2 separate regions of the Homo sapiens genome follow, and region 2 is linked to region 1. A link is a contact called in ENCODE Hi-C or POLR2A ChIA-PET data. All regions are on one chromosome and are shown on one strand. Each heading gives the region's core, a stretch centred on a gene start or an enhancer-like site at or near the end of the contact. The rest is flanking DNA. Distances are from core to core; before and after follow the strand shown. Region 1 overlaps ZFHX3 (zinc finger homeobox 3). Region 2 holds the start of HCCAT5 (hepatocellular carcinoma associated transcript 5).

Region 1 (3,345 bases), core at 510-3,009:
CCTGCACCTAAATGTATTTCAGTGGACTTTGTAAATTTAAAAGCCATAGAAAACTATGTGACCTCGGCAGGGCTATTTTAAGCTAGCACTTCCTAGTACAAAATGAATTTGGTATTGAGGATGAAGGGGGGACTTTATTTTTCTCAAATTGGCTGTTGTAGAAGAAAGTCTGCTCAACTCAGCACTACCTAAGACGTGTCTCCCCCTAGTGACACGCAGACCTCTCTGCTACTGGTGCCACCACCCTGCAGTCTCAGGGCTGGAGCAAGGCAGCTAGGTGCAGGCAGGCAGCATTAGTTCTGCAGGCTGCATCTGGCCCTGAACCTAGGACCAGCCATCTCTTGGTACCCTGGGAGCTCCAAGAAACTCAGTGGTCAGGCCCCGGAGTGTTCCAGGTTTTGCTGCAATGTTAAGAAGTGAGCCCGGAGCACCCCCAGGGCAGCTGATCCACACACAGCTTCCGCAGCCAAGGGAAAAGAGGGGATGGATGGAGGCCAGGATAAAGAAGGGGAGGGGTGGCAGGTAAAGGGAATCTCCCCAGAGGAGTGAATTCCTTTCCAGGCTTGCTGGGGACCCAACAGGGACACCCCAAAAGGCAAGGCCTAAAGCCAGAGCAAAAACAAGCAGACGCAAAGCAGGGGAGAGTAAGCGATGGGCGAAGACATAAAAGCCCAAAGATGAGAGCTGAATGGAACAGGAAGCAAACCAGGGCCAAACCCATCACGGCTTAAAGCAAACGTTAATGTAGGTTCCACATTGATCTGAAGCCCGAGGGGGAGGAGGCTGGGTGCAGCCAGGCTCCTCCCCTCCTCCATCTCATTCCATTCACATCATCAGGAGAACTGTGTTTTGGGGAAGGGGTCAGGACAATGATTGGAGCCTGAACTTAGCTGCTGCCTTTTACAGTAGCTTCCCAGAATAAACTGCCCCAAGACTTCATCCATCACCAAAAAAGGCAACTGTAAAAACACAGGTCGCCAGCCCCTTGCCTCACACCAGCACAGTGGCCCTCCCTCCGCTCCTGGGGATGGGGGTGCTGAGGGGGAATGGAGGGCAGGCGCTCAGGCCTGGCACTAATTGCTCTTGGGGATGCTGTGTGGTGTGGGGGCTGTTCCCTGCGCTAAGCAGTTAGGAACTTCCTAAATCATTAACCTTTCTCGGAGCGCATTGTACTGGGAGGTGCTCCCTCTGCAGCCTATTCACGAGCCCTATTGATCTGCCGCACACTCGGTGCCTTCAAAGTTGTTTATGATCAATATGCAAATTGCCCATGGCATTGATCTAGTATTAATTTTCAATTAGGGAATCCACAAGGGGTCTCTGAGGGTCAATACCTAACAATGCAAAGGAAACTCCGCTGTGGAGTATCAGGCCTGATGCTGATAAAAGCTTCCTAAGCCTCCTCCTCAACAGTTCCAGGCCCTCTGGGCTGTCACCTTCACTGTGGCTCATTTGGTTCCCTCCTAAGTCAGACCCCTTCGGCGGCCTCCCAGGCTGGGTCTGCGGCCATCACCCTGTGCCCCCCCTCCCACCCCCTATGCCACTGGAACACCTCCTGGCCTGCCAGTGCCTGCCCCTCTTGCCCGCCCTCCTGATCAGATGCCCCCAGACATGCCTCCTCATCTCCCCATGCCACGCCCAGACCCAGGACCACTCTCTCCCCCAGCTCCCCAACCACACATACCTTCTTCCTCCCTCTTTCCCTTTCCCTCGTTTCTGCTTAGTCACGGAACGTCACCTTGGCATGCTGCCACGGCTGGAGCTGGCGAGCTGCACGGTCCCCAGAAATCTCAGGCAGGCAGGCAGAGCGCCGGGCTGCCAGGTTATGCTTGGCAAACAACCCACTGATGTCATTTCAAAAAACCAGGGGGGAAGGAAAAAGGCACAGCTTCAAATCATCTGTTTCTCCTTCTTTCTTTCGTCTAGCAAAATTTTTCTTCCTAATGAAGCCCGGGGGTGGGGGATGTTAATTACTTTACCACTCACTCATGGTTCCCAGAAGAGGCCAACGCCCGCCCTCCAGGAGCACAGGGCAGTGCGTGTGAGCCACTGACGGAGAGTGTCCCTGGGGACAGTGTGCCCAGCTGGGACTGGAATGACCCGGGAACTCAGTCATTCCATTTACGCCCCTAACAGCCCCTGAGAGACTTGCGTGGGAAAGCTCTGCAGCCAGAGGAGCTGCAAGAGAAAAACGTGGCTTGGTCTCCTCCCAGCAGGTAGGGGGACAAAAGCAGGGCTCAGCCATACTCCAGCCTGGGGCCCAGCCGGCTCAGCCTGACTTCTCTCTCTGCCAGGAGGTTGAAATGTGCTTACGTTTGGAATAAACCTGCCTGAAGATGAGGCCACGATCCTGCCAAGATGGTGCCCACGATCCTGCCTAAGTCCCAACCCATGCCCTGCCCACTTTCCACACTGCCACTCATGGCACTAACCAGTGCATTAGCTAGCCAGGCTAATAGGTTTATGGATAACATTAATTACCACGTTCCTCATTAATGGATGAAATCTTTATTGGTGCCATTGATCAGCGGACTTGTTAGCTGGCCTCCTAACCAATGGCGGATGTAACAAGCGTTCTTATTGGCATATCAATTAATGCAATCAATTCCTGGCCAACGGCTGCCATTCACTTCCCTGGTTGTTCGAGAGTAGGAGACAGAGCCCTGTCAAGAGTGCCTTTACTTAGAGCTCCAGCTCTCAGCTGACTTCCAGGTGGGCTCTCTGCCACTTGGAGTTCACCTACCAAAAAAAAAAAAAAAAAAAAAAAAAAAAAAAAAAAAAAAAAAAAAAATTCACACCTACCCTTCCATCTGAAAATCACCTTTCCGTGTTCCAGTGATGACAAAAGTGCTAAGCTACGTCAGGGGACATAAGCTGAAAGAAAAGGTGGGAACGGTCGGGGGACTGTCAGAGCAAACAAGAGGATTAGAGAAATCAGATGTTTCTAGGTTAGGCACTGATAGAAATGATTCAGGCCCCAGACTGGACTAGGGACAACACTCCAGATGGGACCAGCCTGAAAACACAAGCCACAGCCATCATCAGCCCTCTGCCCACCCTGGGGAAGCCTTCCTGACCCCAGCCTCCCCAAGCCACAGTCACACCTACTGTCACACCTACAAAGTCACACCCACCAGTGTCTACCTCACTTAGCACTTCAGACCACAGGTCCCACATGGAAACATCACCTGCCCATCTTCACTCCTACGCTTCAGTACGGAAAAGGACTTACCACAGGACGAACGACCATCCCACTGTCACTACCAAGTGTGCAGTAAATCTGTGCACACAAGTGCTATTTTCATGTGTGTTGAAATACACATAGTCAATCATTTCAACAGCACT
Region 2 (3,345 bases), core at 630-3,129, 240 kb after region 1:
CTCAGGGACCATTTGTTTAAATATATGAGTGCCACGTGCTTATCACAGTGCCTATCACATAGTATTTGCTCAATAAATGTCTATGGAAGCAAGAAAGGGAGGGAAAGCGGGCTGGATGTTAAAGAAGCAGTAAAGGGTGGGGCGTGGTGGTTCATGCCTGTAATCCCAGCACTTTGGGAGGCCAAGGCAGGCAGATTGCTTGAGCCCAGGAGTTCGAGACCAGCCTGGGCAACATGGTGAAAACTGGCCTCTACAGAAAAAAAAAAAAACAAAACAAAAAACATACAAAACATTAGCCAGGTGTACTGGTGTGCATCTGTAGTCCTAGCTACTTGAGAGGCTGAGGTGGGAGAATCACTTGAGCCCAAGAGGTCAAGGCTGCAGTGAACCATGATTGCACCACTGTACTCCAGCCTGGGAGACAGAGTAAGATCCCATATTGAAAAAAAAAAAAAAAAAAGGCAAGGCATGGTGGCTCATACCTGTAATCCCAGCACTTTGGGAGGCTGTGGCTAGCGGATCACAAGGTCAGGAGATAAAGACCATCCTGGCTAACACGGTAAAACCCCGTCTCTACTAAAAATACAAAAAATTAACCAGGCATGGTGGCGGGTGCCTGTAGTCCCAGCTACTCGGGAGGCTGAGGCAAAAGAATGGCATGAACCCGGGAGGTGGGGCTTGCAGTGAGTGGAGATCACGCCACTGTACTCCAGCCTGGGCGGCAGAGTGAGACTCCGTCTCGGAAAAAAAAAAAAAGAAAGCGGGGAAAAAAAAAAAAGCAGTAAAGACCACTAATCAGGCAGCCAGCAGTGTCACGCTTTTCCAAAAGGGGCATTGGCAGTAAGCCTGGGAGAGACAACCTTATGGAGATCAACAAAGGAGTTGGCAATGGCTTTCAGTGGCTGCAGGGCTGTGATTCCCACTGTGCCTATTGGCGGAACCCCAGGGAATCCCTCTTTCTTGGATCAGCCAGGGACTTACCTTCCTCGAAGGCCAGCACACACTCCTGTGCTGGCGACACTTCTGCAGAGCTGGCCAGCAGTAGCCTGAGGTTGGCTATGTCAAATGGTCCCTAGCATCTCAGAGACTGAGCCTTGCTCAATCCCATCTTTATCCTGTCAGTTTCCTCTGAGGACCCTGATATTTGATATTATGACCCCAAATAGTTAACCTTAGTTGTGGTGAATTGCATTCATTTATTTTACGATCTTCATGGGATGAAAGAGTTTGTCGAGCTGAGTCTTCATTCAGAAATTCGCAAAATATAGCATTTGACAGTGCCACTTAATTTTCAAAATACTATCCAATGGCCACAAGGATCACTGTAGCTGAAAACCCTGAGAATATCTATAAGGGTATTTCGAGACGCTAGAATGTGATGACATAGGTCTCTTCTACTTTCCCCTCACCTTAGCAAACCAATACATTCAGTATTCAGGATATTCAACAGAACATTCAGCACATATCCTTAACTGCTCTTAGAAATTGGTTCTGCCGATATATTAGCTATTCAGAGAAAGTGCTTTTAAGTTCATTGTTGAACATAGTGATGTAGTGTCTTGCAATCACAGAATCAACGAATGTTTGAGCTCGAAGATTTCTTATAGACAGGCTAGTGTGAATTAAGGACACTAATGCCCAGCTAAAAAGGGAAAGTCACTTAGTAACTTGCCCAAGAACACGCAGCTAGTGCGTAGTTGAACCAGACTTGAAAGCAAACATCATGATCATAAGCCACCTTTCTGCCACTGCGTGTTGATGGTATGAAGATACCATATATATATTTACACATGCACACACAAAAAAGGATAAAGTCTTGCATCACATAGAGCCAGTTGTCTGAAGAAACTGTCAGCCCTACTGAAACAATATCCCATTTAAGTTTAAGACAGCCTGGTGAGGCCCAGAGCCTCACCAGTCCCCCAGAAAACGGAGTATTGTTTCCATCCAAACCTTGCACTGAAAGGAGCCTGTCAGCAGGAAGTGACCTCGTGAGACAACTGTGGGGAGAGCAAAGGGCCGGGGAGAGAAAGGCCTCATTCTCACTGCAAACAGGAAAAGGAAAGAGAAAAAGCAAGCTCTGTCTCCACACAAGGTTTGCTGGGCTGGCTATGAACTGTTCCAGTACGTTCCATCAAATAGACGCCTTCATAGAATCAAGCCGAGCGCGAACGCCGTGTCTGGGGCTCCCACTCCCGGGACACACACGCGGGCTGGCTTACACATGCTCTTGCTCTCTCGCGCTCTGGGAGAGCGCTTATATGGGCTTCATGAGGCTAAGTAATAAACACTTTGTCTTCACCCTGCTATTTATGGGTTGCTTGGGGCATCCTGTGCTCTCCACTGCCCTTACCTGAACAGACGGCTCATGCAGACCCGGAGTTTAATAGGGACAACAGTAAATCTGAGAGGCTGTGTGTGTCCCACGCGCTCCTGTTTTCCCAGCCACCCATGCTAGTTGCAGAGAAAAGCCAACCTGTATCCCTTCGTTTATGCTCTGTGTGCCCTTCCTGGAGGTGAAATCCCTTCTCCTTTTTCTTCGGGCCCTTGTTTTCTTCCATCCTTTCAAACATCTCTCTAACATATCCTTTTGCTATTTGACCCCTCCCAGAGATCCCTTCATTCTTCAGCAATGGATCAAAGAACTCTGAAAACAAGAACAACCCCGACAGCTGCAAACCACGAGCCCTCACCTCCAGCAGAGGTTTTCGGGAAACTCTGGACGACCACGCGCATGCAGAGGTAAGGGAATGATCCGGTCCTACCTGGCGTTGACTTCCAGGTTCACTCAAAGGCCACGTGCCACCCTTTGCACATCGTGTTTGGGTTGCAAAGGGGAAAGATGCATATTGAAAGCCAGAAGTGTGCCCAGGCCAACAGACGTCTGAAAGCCACAGGGGACGACCCTGAAAAAGTCTGGCAGATGCAGAACCACAGCTGATCACTTTGGTCCGTTTGAGGGCCCCTTTCGCTCAGCTCTTTTGGGGGTTCCAGGGCTCTCAGAGCTTCCAGGTCCTGTAAGAAGAGATGGAGTCATAGCTGCGCCCTGTCCACTCTCGGGCTGTCACACAAGCCTGGAGCCCAGCCATTTCTCGGCCTTGTCTTCATCTTGGGCTAACCGGTCGTCTCCTGCAAACAGACAGCACGGAGAAGGATGAGTGAACTCGGCCTCTCCCCACAGAATACAGTTCGCCATTACAGCGCTGATTAAATACAGGACATTATCTCACCATAATGCCCTCCTGGCGGCGTTCCCAGGAAAATTCTAACTAATCATAAAAATAGAAAGAAAAACGCAACCTAAATTCCATTCCTCGTCTTAAATGAGTGATGTGTTCACTTTTA

The links. A loop is a pair of places that touch in the nucleus more often than their neighbours do. ChIA-PET counts read pairs that join two places held with the same protein, here RNA polymerase II (POLR2A). Pooled maps may share reads with other maps.
Region 2: a loop to region 1 is called in a map of ascending aorta, with 3 times the contacts of the local background. The contact joins the promoter of HCCAT5 here to the enhancer-like site in region 1. A Hi-C loop is called at or near these places in 1 of 168 maps with a recorded cell type or tissue (ascending aorta) and 5 of 50 pooled maps. POLR2A ChIA-PET finds 5 or more read pairs at or near these places in 3 of 52 experiments (HepG2, WTC11 and activated naive CD4-positive, alpha-beta T cell).

Annotation. Positions count from the first base shown.
Region 1 is chr16:72,847,117-72,850,461 of GRCh38, forward strand. The region is part of intron 4 of ZFHX3 (zinc finger homeobox 3); the gene reads right to left. Among named protein-coding and RNA genes, the nearest start is that of ZFHX3-AS1, 180 kb to the left of the region's middle. RefSeq lists a silencer at 198-257. Within about 2 kb of position 1,760, at least 28 of the 41 ENCODE cell types and tissues checked have a DNase peak (open chromatin) inside an H3K27ac peak, as active enhancers do; they include ascending aorta, where a contact is called at or near this core.
Region 2 is chr16:73,090,470-73,093,814 of GRCh38, forward strand. It overlaps HCCAT5 (hepatocellular carcinoma associated transcript 5), which reads left to right and starts at 1,880. Exons shown (of 3, transcript NR_027756.1): 1 at 1,880-2,516; 2 at 2,612-2,742; 3 at 2,995-3,305. It also overlaps a transcript of ZFHX3 not described here. RefSeq lists enhancers at 2,484-2,984, 2,985-3,345.